Regions from separate parts of the Homo sapiens genome. Here region 1 is linked to region 2. Evidence: chromatin loops called from intact Hi-C (ENCODE). Cell type or tissue: mammary epithelial cell. All regions are shown on one strand. Links, peaks and the distances in the headings refer to the core of each region. The heading gives the core; the rest is flanking DNA. Region 1 has its middle 17 kb from the start of HEMGN. Region 2 overlaps PTCSC2 (papillary thyroid carcinoma susceptibility candidate 2).

Region 1 (7,839 bases), core at 3,465-5,964, 240 kb before region 2:
AGGCCCTTTGGACTCCAGCTACCTCTCCTGTTTCAGTTCTTCCACTCCCTGATGTGTAACAGACACTCCAACCTTACTGTTACTGTGCCCAGAGCCAAGATGCCCTTTCACATCTCTGTGCCTTTGTACTTGCAGCTCCCTCTGTCTGAAATGCCCGTTAAAGTCCGGTTTAAATCTCATCTCTTCTGAGAAGCCTCCCCTGAGCCTGAGTCCTCAGATAGATTTTAGTGACCCATCAGCTATGCCCACACACTGCAGGCTCTGATCATAACACATCCTGTGTATAACACTCATGAGTCTGTTTCTCCCACTAAACTGTGAGGTCTCAGGGGCAGGCAGCACATCTGACTCAGCTCTTATCCCCAGTGGTTAGCACAGGACCTAAGTCATAATAAACACTTACTAAATGCCTATTAGGATAAACAACAAGTGTGCCTTTATGAGGTTCTCCTGTGCCTGAGAACGAAAACTATGAGAATCCTCTGTGTGGCTGCCTGTTGCCATGCTCCTTAGGGCTCACCCATGCCACTGGAGGCCTAGTGAGCAAGTGGCCTCGGTAGTTGAAGATGTGGGGAAAAGCAAGAGGCCTGCAGCTGTTCCTGCTGAAAGCCTCACTATCTGCTGGCTGTTACCCCAGCAGACCGTGTGGCCACACAAGCCCATTCCTTGTTTTTCGTGAAAAAACACAGGACCCCTTGAAGAACGCTCTTATAGTGACCCATCTGTGGCTAACTCTGGGGAAGAATTATTGGCAAAGGGGAGGAACCTCTTAGTAGAATGGAGAGACATGAGGCCGGGCATAGTGGCTCATGCCTGTAATCCCAGCACTTTGGGAGGCCGAGGTGAGAGGATCACTTGAGCCCAGGAGCTTGAGACCAGCCTGGGCAACAACATGAGACCCCGTTTCTATAAAAAAATAAAAAAAATTAGCTGGGCATGGTGGTGCGTGCCTATAGTCCCAGCTACTCTGGAGGCTGAGGTGGGAGGATCACTTGAGCCCAGGAGTTTGGGGCTATAATGAGCTATGATCGTCACTGCTCCAGCCTGGGCAATAGAATGAGACCCTGTCTCAAAAAAACAAAGAGAGGCATGAACCATTGCTACTCTTACATAGCACATGGGATGTCCCTGGTTATGGAATGTAGGAGCTAAGAGTAACACTTTTATACAGTATTTAATTTTTTTTGTTTTGTTTTGAGACGGAGTCTCACTCTTTCACCCAGGCCGGACTGCGGTGGCGCTATCTTGGCTCACTGCAAGCTCCGTATCCCGGGTTCACGCCATTCTCCTGCCTCAGCCTCCCGAGTAGCTGGGACTACAGGCGCCCACCACCGCGCCCGGCTTATTTTTTGTATTTTTAGTAGAGACGGGGTTTCACCGTGTTAGCCAGGATGGTCTCGCTCTCCTGACCTCGTGATCCGCCCGCCTTGGCCTCCCAAGGTGCTGGAATTACAGGCGTGAGCCACCGTGCCCGGCCTTAATTTTAATTTTATTTATTTTTTGAGACAGGGTTTCACTTCCGTCTTCCTAACTGGAGTGCAGTGGCGTGATCTCCGCTACTGCAACGTCCGCCTCCAGGGCTCAAGCGATCCTCCGGCCTCAACCCCCTGAGCAGCTGGTGTCACAGGCACGGGCCACCATGCTCGGCTTATTTTTTATTTTATTTTTCTTTGGAGAGATGGGGTTTTGCCATGTTGCCCAGGCTGGTCTTGACTCCTGAACTCAAGTGATCCACCCACCTCAGCCTCCCAAAGTGCTGAGATTACAGGCATGTGCCACCACACCCGGCCTTATACAGTATTTTAAAATGTCCACCATACCTTAATGGTTACCAAGAGACTTCCACTAATATGATCTTTTTTCTTTTTTGAGACAGGGTCTCACTTTGTCATCCAGGCTGGAGTGCAATGGTGTGATCACGGCTCACTGCAGCCTCAACCTCCCAGGCTCAAGGGATCCTCCCACCTCAGCCTCCTGAGTAGCTGAGATTAGAGGCCGGCACCACCAGCCCTGGCTTTTTTTTTCTTTTTTTTTTTTTTTTGTAGAGACAGGATCTCATGATATTGCTCAGGTTGAATATTACCTTCTTTAGCCCATTATTTACCCTGAGTGGCAGGCAGGCAAGGCAGGGCTGGAGTTGTTATTTATACATAAAGAAACTAATGTCCAGAGAGGTGAAATGACTGGCCCAAGGTCACATACATTGTAAGCAAAGGATCATAAAGGTGAAGTCCCATTCTTACGGCTATGAAGTAATAATCAGAACTGCAACACATGGGAGTTATTTTTTAAATATTTGCTGGGGTTTCGTGTTAATAGAATGCTTAAAATCAGAAACATTTTCTAGCAAATTGAGTCTATAGAAGGCTTTCAGGCATCTCTTGGGAAGTTTGGCTAAATGAAATTACAGATTTCTTCCAGGCAGGACATTCTATGAAATTTAGTGTTTACTGTGTCCCAGGTTCATGTAACTCCTGAAATGATCAGCTAAGTAATTTCCAAAACAAATAGCTCTCCTGCCCAGCCCAGCATCCCTGTCTGGCTTATCAAAGAGTCTCAAGCTCATTATTTACTTATTCTATCACCTACTTCTCACTCTAGTTTTTCTACTCCTTCACTTCCTACAACATGGCACTCCTATTACTTGATCAATTGTTCATTTCCTCTATCAGAGATAACCATGATTTAAAGCTAGAGGAATAATTTCTATATAAGACTAGAAAGCAGAAATGTCATCATGCATTATTCAGTTCTTAATTTAATTCCCATTAAGGGGGAATTAAATTGACTGGATTAGTGAAGGTTCACTTGATTCATTTCTTCTGAGAGATGACTAAATTCATTTGGGTGCCATATTTGGTAGTGGGTGTGCTAAGGGAGTTTTTGATAGGTCAGTGTAGGTGGATGATTTTCTAGGAAGGACAATCTGCCTTGGTTGGATGGAGAGGTTGTTTAAGCTCTGCCTGACAGGATTCTCCCCAGCCTCCCTGCATAAGAACAAAGTATTGTACATCTACTTGAACTGGGCAAAATCAGAGTTAATAGCAGCTTGATGGAAATAGATACCCCACTTTCTTCTGTTTGCAGTCCAGGTTCTAACCACTGCACCACATACTTTTCAGGGTGACAATTGCTCCTATTAGTTAGTGTTTCTGACACAGACGTGAAATGCAGTCTCCAATTTTAATGATATTCTATTTTTGTTGTCTAATAGGCTGCTATAAAAGTGATATCCTATTTTTGTTTTCATCAGGAAGTCCCAGGCCCTTCAGATAGAACTATGGGTAATTTTTTTTTTTTTTTTTTTTTGAGACGGAGTCTTGCTCTGTCACCCAGGCTGGTGTGCAGTGGCACGATCTTGGCTCACTGCAACCTCTGCCTCCCAGGTTCAAGCGGTTCTCCTGCCTCAGCCTCCTGAGTAGCTAGGATAACAGGGACCCGCCACCATGCCTGGCTAATTTTTTTTTTTTTTTTTTTTTGGATTTTTAGTAGAGACGGGGTTTCACCATATTGGTCAGGCTGGTCTTGAACTCCTGACCTTGTGATCCGCCCGCCTTGGCCTCCCAAAGTGCTGGGATTATAGGCGTGAACCTGGCTTAATTCTTAAGCCAGGCGTGGTGGCTCACACCTGTAATCCCAGCACTTTGGGAGGCCAAGGCGGGCGGATCACCTGAGGTCAGGAGTTCGAGACCAGCCTGGCCAACATGGCAAAACCGTCTCCACTAAAAATACAAAAATTAGCTAGGTGTGATGGCTTGCGCCTGTAATCCCAGCTACTCAGGAGGCTGAGGCGAGAGAATTGCTTGTGCCCAGGAGGTGGAGGTTGCAGTGAGCCAAGAGATCTCGCCACTGCACTTCATCCTGGGTGGCAGAACGAGACTCTGTTTAAAACAAAACAAAATAAAACAAAAAAAAAATACAAAAAACAAGAACTGTGGGTAATTCTTGATGTTCCTAGCAGTCTTTGAGGATGGAGATTCTGTCTGAGTTTGTTTTAATTTTTCTCTTGATCACAAGAACATTCTGATATTTAAACATATGAATAAGATGTACTTCTTGCTGATGGTGGGGGGACCCTCATTACAAAGTTCTAGACCAGACCTTCTTTACTTCCAGTGGTGCATCAGACTTTGCTATGTGACTCCCACACAGGTGTCTACCATGGTTGAGCAAGGCTGGCCTCTTTAGAAAGAGATGAGAGCACTAACAATAAAGGGTAATGATACAGAACATGAAGAAGCACAAAATGTTCTTCATCCTCTTGTTGGCTTTGCCCAGGATACAAGCTGATAAAATCAGATCAGATCAGATCCTGAACGCTGTGTGTTAAAGGTATTCACAGATGCTTAGGAGAATGCCAGGCAAGAAAGACCTGGCAATACATTTCCTGCATGCTAAAGTAACTCCTCCTTTTCCCTCTCCAACCTGGCTAAAAATATAACCTAAGTGTCACTAAATTCTAACAAAATACAAAAAAGCCTAACATTTGTTGAGCAGGTTGTGACAGAATATCAGTTAGCTAAGTGCTAGGTATGCAAACATCCCCAGTGCTAACTTACCCAGAGGAGGACTTGGAGGAAGGGGGAACAGAGGGTGTCAGAGAATTAACAGAGAAAGGCCAACTGCCTCTAAGGGAAAGTGCTGGAGCCAGGGCTCATGACCTAGTTGACAGGTCAGAATGGTGCAATTGCCATTTATGTCCACCTAGTGGCAGCAGTTCTAGCCAGAAGCACCTGTACCTCAATTGGTTCACAGGCCCACTGGCAGCCACCTGGAATGGAACCATTTGGAAGGTTGCATTTGGAAGCAGTGGTCCCTTTTGGGCAGGAACTGATCTAGGTTATCCCAACTCTAAACCCCAAGTCCATGTGATAGAATCTGCTAGAAACAGGGTGCTGAAGTTTCCAAACAAATGCACTTTATCATATTAGGTTCTAGTACATGTTTTATGCCAGGGATCTAAAACTCCAAGGAGTAGAGAAGTTAGCTAAAAGAGGTGAGACTAGTATTCAACTAAGGACCAGTGATAGCTGATACGAATAACAGTGGGTCGGTGGCAGGCCAGGGAGTGAGTTGGGTCTTATGTTCTGTGCCTTCTGAATATAAACCAGCCACTGAAAAGGGCAGTTTTGTTTTAGGATAGATTTGTACATGATCTAGAATTTCTGTGAAAGGAAAATAATTCACTCTATAGGCCAGCATTTCCTAAGAAGTAGTATGCATGCCACTCAGGGCAGCGCAGATAATTTTTGATGAAACGCCTTTTATTTTAATATTTCAGTATTTATTTTAAGATGTCTTTGAAGAACTATATTATACCACAAACCTATGATTTCACAGGTGATATTTTTGGTTTTCCATTTACGATAATGATATGAAATTTTCACTGTATTTGCTTATTTATTTATTTATTTATTTTTGAGAGAGGGTCTTATTCTGCTACCTAGGCTGGAGTACAGTAGTGTGATCATGGCTCACTGCAGCCTTGAACTCCTGGGCTCAAGCAATCTTCCCACCTTAGCCTCCCAAGTAGCTGGGAACACAGGTACACACCATCATGCTTGGCTAATTTAAAAAAAAATTTTTTTTGGTAGAGATGAGGTTTCTCTGTTGCCCCAGCTAAAGTTTAATTTAAAGTACTTTTAGTAAAAATGAGTTTATTTGAAAAAAAAAAAAAAACTAAGTAAATAATAGCATAAAAGCACGTCAATACAAGAACATGGTAAAAATCACAAAGGTAGAGTACAAACAATTGGAAAGTTTGAGAACTTCTTTGTTATCCTGGGGGATGAGGTGGATTGACTTGTAAACAAAGGAGTTTGGAATGTCAGATAGGCGAAGAAAAAAGTAGACTGTCAGAAGATCTGGATTCCAGTTCCAACTGCCACTCAGCCTGTGTGACACTGGCTTCTCTCTGGGTCTCCATTTCCTTATCTACATAATAACTCTTAATGCTCTGCTTAGCTTTATTATTTGGTGGTTCTATTTCACTTTTTATTAATGAGATTATAAACAATCATGATAACAGCCAGCACATACGGTCTGCTTTGTGGCAGGCACTGTGCAGGATGCTTTCCGTAAGTCATCATTCTTATTCTCACAACAGCCTTAAAAGGTAGATATTATTATTATTATTTTGAGACAAGGTCTCGCTCTGTCACCCAGGCTGGAGTGCAGTGGCACGATCTTGGCTCACTGCAATCTCCACCTCCTGAGTTCAACTGATTCTCCCACCTCAACCTCCCAAGTAGCTGGTACTACAGGCATGCACCACCATGCTCAGCTAATTTTTGTATTTTTGGTAGAGACAGGGTTTCACTATGTTGGTCAGGCTGGTCTTGAACTCTTGACCTCAGGTGATCGGCCCACCTCGGCCTCTCAAAGTGCTGGGATTACAGGCGTGAGCCACTGCACCTGGCCAAAAGGTAGGTATTATAATGCCTATTCTACATACGCAGAGAGTTGAGCCTGGAAGATTTTAAGTAACTTGCCCAAGGTCACACACAACTTGATTTGAATGAACTTGGATCTGATTCCAGAGCCTGTGTTTTTTCCCCTAAGCCTTGCTGTATCCTAGTAGTTGATTCCTATTCACCCTTCAAAACTAAGCTCAAGATCATCTCTTCCAGGAGGGCTTCTTTGACCTCCTCTCTCCATCCTGTTTAGACATCTCTCTCCTCAGTGTTCCCTTAATTTTCTAAGTATGTCTTTTGCTGTTGTTGTTGTTATATTTGCCTTTGCGTCCCCAACACCCTGCATAGAATAGGTAGTCAACAAATCATTATGGAAACAGAGGGAGTGTGAAGGAGGGGGAGAAAGGGGAGAAAGGAGAGGGAAAGAATTACAAAAGAAAATATATTGCTACCTTATTTTATTAAATACTAAGGAAGTAGAATTGAGAGATAGGAGAGGAAGGTGGTTAAGCATATGGCCTCTAGATTCAAGCCACCTACCTTTGCTACTTACTAGGAGAGTGTCTTAGAGCACAGATTTAAAGCCTGTGCTTCAGTTGCTTCTTCTATAAAATAGAGGTATCAATAGCACCTACCTTAAAGACTGTTGTAAAGACTAATGAGTTACTATACGTAAAGTGCTTAGAGCAGTGCTTGAGATGTGATAAGCAAGTACTTTAAATATTGGCTATTATTATTTCTGTGAAATAAATAAAAGTGAATGTAACACTATTATATACATATAATGCCTCTTCATTTCCCAACTGATTGACTGATGGCAGGGTCTTTCCAAGGCAGTATGAATAAAGACAATTATACCCATAGGATGAACAATGTAATAGCCTTGTCTTTCCAATCCCATGGTAGCAGCATTAAGCACCCCATCTCTATGCTCAGAACATTTAGAAATATTGATATTAAAATTATCACACTGGGCTGAGTGCAGTGGCTCACACCTGTAATCCCAACATTTTGGAAAACTGAGGCAAGAGGATGGCTTGAGGCCAGGAGTTTGAGACCAGCCTGGGCAACATAGTGAGATGCTATCTCTACAAAAAAATGTTTTAAAAATTAGCTGGGCATGGTGGCATGTGCCTGTAGTCCTAGCTGTTCAGGATGCTGGGGCGGGAGGATCGTTTGAGCCCAGAAGTTAGAGGCTGCAGTGAGCTATGATTGCACCACTGCACTTCAGCCTGTGTGATAGAGCAAGACCTTGTCTCTTAAATAAGTAAATAAAGAAAGAACATTATCACACTGTATTATATTCTAAATCCAGGTTTACTTGCTGTCTACCACCCTCAATTAGGCTGTGAGTTCCTTGAAGGAAAAGACTCTCATTTGATTTCTCTCTCTGTCTCCAATTCTTAGCAAAGGGGTTAGTAAGAAA
Region 2 (7,839 bases), core at 2,685-5,184:
TCAAAATAAATAAATAAATAACAAAGGGGGTATTTTATAAATTTGAAGCTCATGTATGGGTCACAATAAACCATTTAATGAGTCATATTACATGGACCCAAAGCCTAGTTCTCATTGTTGGGGTGAGTCTCATTCAAGTCATTCCTGGCAGGAGTTCTACAGGTGCACACCACCAGAAGCCTGAAGGGACTTTTGAGCTTCATCACAAGCTCCATGCTTTGACCTCCTTTATGAAAAGGCTGAGGAATGACATGCAACCCTGCACCTCCCTCCTGCCCCCCAATACACAAATGCACACCCTTTGCTGGCATGCGAAGCGTGCTTAGAAAGGGGAGGAAAAACCCAAACCACAAAACCCCACATTCCTTTCAAGGGCTGTCTGTGTACACACCCTGGACCTTTGACTTCCTTTCCCTGGTGAGCAGGGGTTTTTCAAGGCTTTGAGTCAGGAGTTAAGGACTGTTGAGATGCAACTCTAACACGTCCTAGCCTTATGATTTCAGCATTTACCCTCTTGGGGCTCTGCTTTTCCTCTGTAAAATGGGGATAATGAGCCCTAGGACCTGTCTAACCTCCAGGACTGCTGTAAGGATAAAACAACCTTCACTATTCCCTTTATCACTTATTTAGCCAATCTTTGTCATCGCACTGAACACAGGGCATCAATTCTTTCTAAAGACCACAAAATGGCAAAGCTAATGACAAATGAAAACAATTGTAACATTTCACAGAGATGGTTCATATCCATAACACAGGAAGAGTGCTTACATACAAATTTAAATATATATGGGCCATTAAAAGTTGGCAAAAGTCAAGAATATGCATTGACTTTTGCCAATAAATGTAGAAACAAAGAAAATGATTTTGTGTGGGAGAAGCAGCACAAAGGCCAATAAACATATTTTTATGTTGATGCTCATTTTGAAATTTTGAAATTGCTTGGTTATTAGACCTGCTACTGGATGGTGTGATTTAGTGTGTTAATGATAATGCCCACGTTTTACTATGTCGCATTCTGAGACAGAGTCCTCAGGCTTTATCAGAGTGCCAGAGGTCTATGGCAAAGAATCCCTGATCTATAGGAATCTGATAAAATGAAGTATGGTGTATCCATATAATGAAATGCTGTGTTGATATTAAAATTGATGTTTTAGGTAAAGATGTAGAGCAACTGGAACTTTCATACACTGCTGCAACCACTTTGGAGACTATCAGCATTTTCCACTAAAGCTGAACATTATGGTCTAGAAATTGCACTCCTGAGCAGGTAGGTAACAAAAGTGTATACCTATGTTCACCAAAAGACATCTAAAGAATGTTCATAGCAGCTGAAATAGCTGAAACCTGGAAACAACCCCCATGTCCATCAACAGTAGAATGGATAAGTAAATTGTGATATATTTATACAAAAGAATACTATATATGTCAATGAGTGAATGAACTATAGCTATATGCAACAACATGAATCTCATTCATATACTGTTGAGTGAAAAAATATAGACAAAAATAAATACTGTATAATCTACCATATAGTTCAAAAGCCAGACAAGACCATTTTTAGAAATCAGAAGTCAGAATTATGTTGCTTTTGGGGTAAGAGGTGACAGTAACTTGGAGAGGGTCCAAAAGATTTTGGGGGATGCAGGTAATGGTCTCGTATTTTATCTTGGTGGTGAATATAAAAGCAGAGTCAATATGCGAAGATTTATACCTATGATTGTTTGCATGTTTCTGTGAGATTTACCCCTATGATTTTTTGCATGTTTCTGCTTTTATGTTCTACTTTAATCAAAAGTCTGCTTAAAAATGACATAGAAACATTTTCATGACATTGAAAGATATTTGTGTTGTCATGTTATATTAAAAAATACAGGTTTGTGTATAGTGTGCTTTCACTTATTCCCTTCAAGATCATCATACATATGTGCTTTTCAGTACATGACATATCTTTAGGAGGATATATGAGCAATTGATAGAAGTGGTTGCTTCTGGAGAGTGAGAATGGGAGAGAGATTTATTTTTTACTTCATGTCAAGGGTGTCCAATCTTTTGGCTTCCCTGGGCCACACTGGAAGAATAAGAATCGTCTTGGGCCACACATAAAATACATTAACACTAATGATAGCTGATGAGCTTTAAAAAATTGCAAAAAATTTTCATAATGTTTAAAGAAAGTTTACGAATATGTGCTGGGCCGCATTCAAAGCTATCCTGGGCCATATGTGGCCCATGGCTGTGGGATGGACAAGTTTGCTTTATGCTGTTTTGTACCTTCTGAAGATTTAACTGTGTATATGTATTGCCAATTCAATGCATAAATAAATCAGACTATAAAACTGTATAATCTCATTTTTCTGAAAATAAAGGACTGGCACTATCAATATAAAATGATAACTATGTTTACCTCTGGGTAATGGAATTATGGATTATTTTATTTTATTTTTATTTATTTGTTTATTTTTAAGACAGGGTCTAGCTCTGTCACCCAGGCTGGAGTGCAGTGGTGTGATCACAGCTCACTGCAGCCTGGAACTCCTGGGCTCAAGCAATCTTCCCACCTTAACCTCATGAGTAGCTGGGACTACAGGTGTACACCACTGCACCTGACTGATTTTTAAATTTTTTGTAGAGATGGGTTGGGGGTCTCGCCATGTTGCCCAGGCTGGTCTCAAACTCCAAGACTCAGGAAATTCTACCCCCACAGCCTCCCAAAGTGCTGGGATCACAGGCATGAGCCATCGTGCCTGGCTAATTTTTTTTTTTTTAAATCTGATTTTTTCAGTCTTCTAGTACGAACATGTATTTCTTTTGAGAATGAGAAAAGTCATTATAACTTTTTTTGTAGTGCAGTTTTTATCAGTGTTACTGAGGTATAATTTGCAAACGGTAAAATACACTGATTTTTAAGTGCATTGTTCAATGAGTTACAAATGTGTATATATCCATGTCATCGCTCAGTCGAAACCTAGAATGTTTTCATCCCCTAGAAAGTTCCTTCTCAGCCTTTGTAGTCAACCCTCCCCTTGCCTAAGGAGGCAACCATTGACCCAGTTTCTATCACTGTAGCTTAGTTTTGCGTCCTTTGAAGAAATAGAAATTGTACAGTTCGTACTCTTTTTATATATGGCCTATTTTGCTCAATATAATGCTTTTGAGATTTATTTATGTTTTTATGTGTATCCGTAGTTCATTATAATTTTTTTAAATGAAGAGTAACATCTTAACTACTTCCCGCTTTCTGATCTATGGGATGAGACACCATCCACACGAAAATAATCCTCCACAGACTCTCCAAGCATGTCCGCTGTAGGCAGGAGTGATCCTATAACCTTCCTATCCTGGGAGGAGAAACAACACCTCCCCATTCCATTCTGGCCTGCCCCCTCCTCTGGCGGCAGCGCCAGTCTCAGGTGAGAGCCACCCTGCTTGTTGCCATTGTTCTGCGAGTGACAGCCTCGGGGGGCAAATGGAAAGCCGTCAACCTGAGGGCTGTCAACCGCAGACAAGAATTCCTTTCTTTGTCAGGCTGGGTGGTCTTCGTGGCTTCAGCATCAACCTGTACGAAGACGATAAACATCGTGTGCGCTTGCAGGAAAACATCGCCACCACCCAACAACTCTAACCACACTCCTTTGTGAGGCCAAGATTAGCCTGTATGTGGCTTCCCTTGACTGTGTACAAATCATCAAGTCCCAGCCCCAGTGAGGGCATCCAGAGGTCATTTACTCCATGTCCCCCCACCCAGTCCCCCCACCTGCTGCCTCATGACATTTATTTGTCCCAGAATCTTAATCATAGACAGCTGGAGTGTCCCTTAGAGATCTCCTGGTCCGACCCTCTCAGGCTACAAGAGGGGGTCCAGACACAGGCTGTGTCTGGGTCACACAGCACAAGGGCTAGGGCAAGGGCAAGAACCCACATCCTGCAAGCCTTCCCCTTTGGAGTATCCTTTCCACTACTCCAAACTGCTTTTGTTAATGTCACCTTCACCCCCAAGGTACAATGTAGTGCAATTTCTAACTTTCCAATAAAAAAGGAGCGTGTGTATGAATAACCTACATACTTAGGGAACCTCCTGCAGCCTGGGGTGTAAAGGCTTTCTTGCATTTGTGGCCAGGACAACCGAGGCCGCTTTCATTAAAGAATGGTTTGGTGCCCTCTACTGGCTATCAGTAACAATGACAATCACTGCCCCTCTTCCTGGGCATCTGCTGAGCAGGACATTCAACGTGCAAATTTATTTCTAATTTTGAATGCAAAGAACAGGCCTGGAGAGTAGGCAGTTTTATCCCAACTTTATAGAGGATGAAATTGAGGCTCATACATATTAAATAATCCGCTCAAGTTGATTGAGCCTGGATTCAAACCCAGCCCTGTTTCTTCCGCTCCTCTGTGTCAGCACTTCTACTGAACATGTGGGCAGGCCTAGGCTGGGACATCAGTGGCTTGCTCAGGGCCACAAGTCCAGTAAACCCCATGCTTGCTGTTCACCGTGCCAGGCTGCTTCCCAGAAGGAAAGTGACATACAAAGTGCCCAAGGAAACTTCTTCCCTGTGGTAGCCTTCCTCCAGAAGGGGCGCTAGGAGGGGACCTAGGGTGTCTCTGGGCCTTTCTCTGTACCCAGGCGTATGTGGTTAGGAGGTTCCAAGGGACTCAGAGATGCAGAAAACACATTTAATCCACTTGATTCAATGATGCTGTGCAACCGAGCCCTAGGAGTAAATGTGTGAGTGAATGAATGAATGAATGGAGTGGTCTAGACACTGGCGTGAGGACTAATGGCAGAGGCTGTGCAGGTCAGGGGTGGTTTTGCAGTTGTACTATAAAGAGATTGATCCCAATTTAATTTGAGGAATCCATTTCTATGGATCAGAGCAGTCCACAGATAGAGAAGGCTTCTACCGTGGGGGTGAACTCCACATCCCAGGGATATGTAAGCAAGTTGAGAAGACTTCAGTGGAGTTGTTGAAAGGGGATTTAGAGCCTATGTGTGTTTTGTTTTGTTTTTTTGAGACGGAGGCTCACTCTGTTGCCAGGCTCGAGTGCAGTGGCGCAATCTCGGCTCACTGCAACCTCCGCTTCCCTGGTTCAAGCGATTCTCCTGCCTCAGCCTCCCAAGTAGTTGGGATTACAGGTGCGTGCCACCACAGCAGCTAATTTTTGTATTTTTAGTAGAGATGAGGTTTCACCATGCTGGCCAGGATGGTCTCCAACTCCTGACCTCGTGATCTGCCTGCCTTGGCCTCCCAAAGTGCTGGGATTACAGGCGTGAGCCACCGCACCTGGCCGCCTGTGTGTGTTTTTAAACATTGGTGTAAACATTTAGAAACTGGAAGATTTCACATTAAAATCCAGATTTCTAACTCCTCTTTAACAAAGTGGGAGACGGCCTCACTGGGCCTGCTGCAGCCGGTCACTGCTGCCCCTCCCCTCTGCGTTGTCCCCCAGCACTGAGGATGACCAGCAGAGGTTACTTCGCCTCACACATGTGCTGTTGTTTTTCTTATTGTAAAAACAAATAAGAGTAGCTGGGACTACAGGCACACACCACCACACCTGGCTAATTTTTACACTATTTTTTTCCAGAGGCAGGGTCTCCCTGTGTTGCCCAGGCTGGTCTTGAACTCCTGGGCTCAAGGGATCCTACCACCTCAGCGTCCCAAAATGCTGGAATTACAGGCATGAGTCACCGTGCCTGGCCTGAAGTTTTTTTCAAAGGAAAAGAGAAATTTTAACAGGAGGAAAAAGAAAAATTGAGTACAATGTATTTGTTTGTGTAAATAAAGACATTTCTATACATTTTAAAGGCAAACACCTGACTTGCTTTTATTACCAGCTTGGACTCCACAGCATCCTGAGTTTGCTAGCCAGTAGAGTCTTTGGCACCTTCTTATCTCTGCAGTGTGGACCTCAGGTCAGATTCTCACCCTGTTGCTGCTTCCGTCTTTAGCTTCTGAGAGATGGGGGACGTGGAGCAGTCCTGGGTCTCATGGTCTGAAGGGAGAAGAAATCCTGCCCAGGCAGACCACTGTGAATGTCCAGGTAAGTGAGAGCATAAAGTCCTGGCAGACCATATCTATGCCCTCTGCCCTAGAGGAGCCCTTTGGAGATGCAGTGCCTGGTCATGAATCTGCACTTTCTTCCTGTGATAGGGTTTCTTAACTCTTCCCTCCCCGTCCTGGCCACATAGATGGCTCTCTGATTCCCTGGTGGTGTCTAGATCTGAACACAAGCTCCAGATGTGGTTTAAGCAGCCCCAAACAGCGGGACAAACACCTCCCTCAGTTCAGGCCCTGCTTTTGTTCTTGTCACCTCAGGTCACACCATCTCTTTTCAGAAGCCATGTCACACTGTTGGTTTCCACTTAGCTTGTAGGACACCAAGGCCATCAGATTATTTTATGAGCCCTTCTCAATAGTGATCTACCCCTACCTAACATGAAAATCATAGACACTGAAGGTTGAACATTGTCCTGAGGTCATCTAAGGCCGCTTCCCACACATGCAGAAAGAGACCCTTTCCTCATATACCCTGTATTACTCCATTCTCATATTGCTATAAAGAAATACCTGAGCCTGGGTAATTTATAAAAATTAAAGAGGTTCAATGGACTCACAGTTTCACATGGCTGGGAGGCCTCACAGTCATGACAGAAGGTGAAAGAGGAGCATTGGCACCTCTTACATGGCGGTAGGCAAGAGAGCATGTGTAGGGGAACTGCCCTTTATAAAACCATCGGATCTCATGAGACGTATGCACTAGCACAAGAACAGCCAGGTAAAACCTGTCCCCATGATTCAATTACCTCCCACTGGTTCCTCCCATGATGCCTGGGGATTATGGGAACTACAGTTCAAGATGAGATTTGGATGGGGACACAGCCAAACCATATCACACCCTTACAGAATTTTTTAACTGAAGTGAGGAATTTATATTTCACTCATTGCTCCATTCCTCCAAGAATGGATCTTGATTTTGTCAAAAGACACATTAGTCATCTTTTCCAGTTCTATGTCATTCATAAATTTGATGAGGACAGTTTCTACATTTTTATATATGTTGGTACATACTGGTTATGCATTCTGCTCATCAAGGTACCTCATAGTCATTGTAGAAAATTTAGAAAATAGAGAAAGCATAAAGAAAAAAATTAAAAAGCCTGTGATATATAGAATATATAAAGAACACTTACAATTCAATAATAAAAGGCAAATGAATCAATTTTAAAATGGACAAAGGATTTGAACACATAATTCTCTAAATAAGATATACCGATGGTCAATATACACCTCAAAAGATGCTCAACATCATTCATCATTAGGGAAATGCAAATTGAAACCACCATGAGATACCACTTCTCACCCAACAGAATGGCTATAAACAAAAAGATAGGTGTTGGCAAAAATCTGGAGAAATTGGAACCCTCATATACTGCTGGTGGGAATGTAAAATAGTGCAGATACTTTAGAAAACAGTCTGGCAGTTCCTCAGAATGTTATGGAGTTAAATATTCCCCAGCAATTCCACTCCAAATTCTATATCTGATTAAAATGATCATATGCATCCACATAAAAACTTTTACACGGATGTTCACAGCAGCATTACTCATAATAACCAAAAAGTAAAAACAACCCAGTGTCCATCAGTGGAGGAATGGATAAATAAAATATGGTACATCCATATAATGGAATGTGGCTTGTCAATAAAAAACCAAAATATCATGCAATACATAAGAACCCTGAAAACATTACGCTAAGTGAAAGAAGCCAGACACAAAAGGCCATGTATTGCATGATTCTATTTATGTGAAAAGTCCAGAATAGTCCAATTTCTGTCTAT

The links. Hi-C counts contacts between places; a loop is a spot of excess contacts. Peaks named below come from ENCODE experiments on the same cell type or tissue, not always from the same donor. Only the 100,000 strongest peaks of a DNase experiment are listed, where the experiment ranks them.
Region 1: it touches region 2 in a loop (9-fold over the local background); 14 of 110 quality-filtered maps call a loop at or near these places.

The regions. Positions count from the first base shown.
Region 1 is chr9:97,951,601-97,959,439 of GRCh38, reverse strand. No RefSeq gene overlaps it. Among named protein-coding and RNA genes, the nearest start is that of HEMGN, 17 kb to the right of the region's middle. RefSeq lists a silencer at 219-513. In mammary epithelial cell, for the core only: a CTCF peak has its summit at 4,708 (motif pointing left); no DNase peak of the experiment used is centred there.
Region 2 is chr9:97,707,123-97,714,961 of GRCh38, reverse strand. PTCSC2 (papillary thyroid carcinoma susceptibility candidate 2) reads left to right here. Exons shown (of 11, transcript NR_147055.1): 9 at 1,155-1,267; 10 at 5,951-6,042. Among named protein-coding and RNA genes, the nearest start is that of XPA, 14 kb to the right of the region's middle. In mammary epithelial cell, for the core only: a CTCF peak has its summit at 4,164 (motif pointing left); a DNase peak (open chromatin) is centred at 4,131.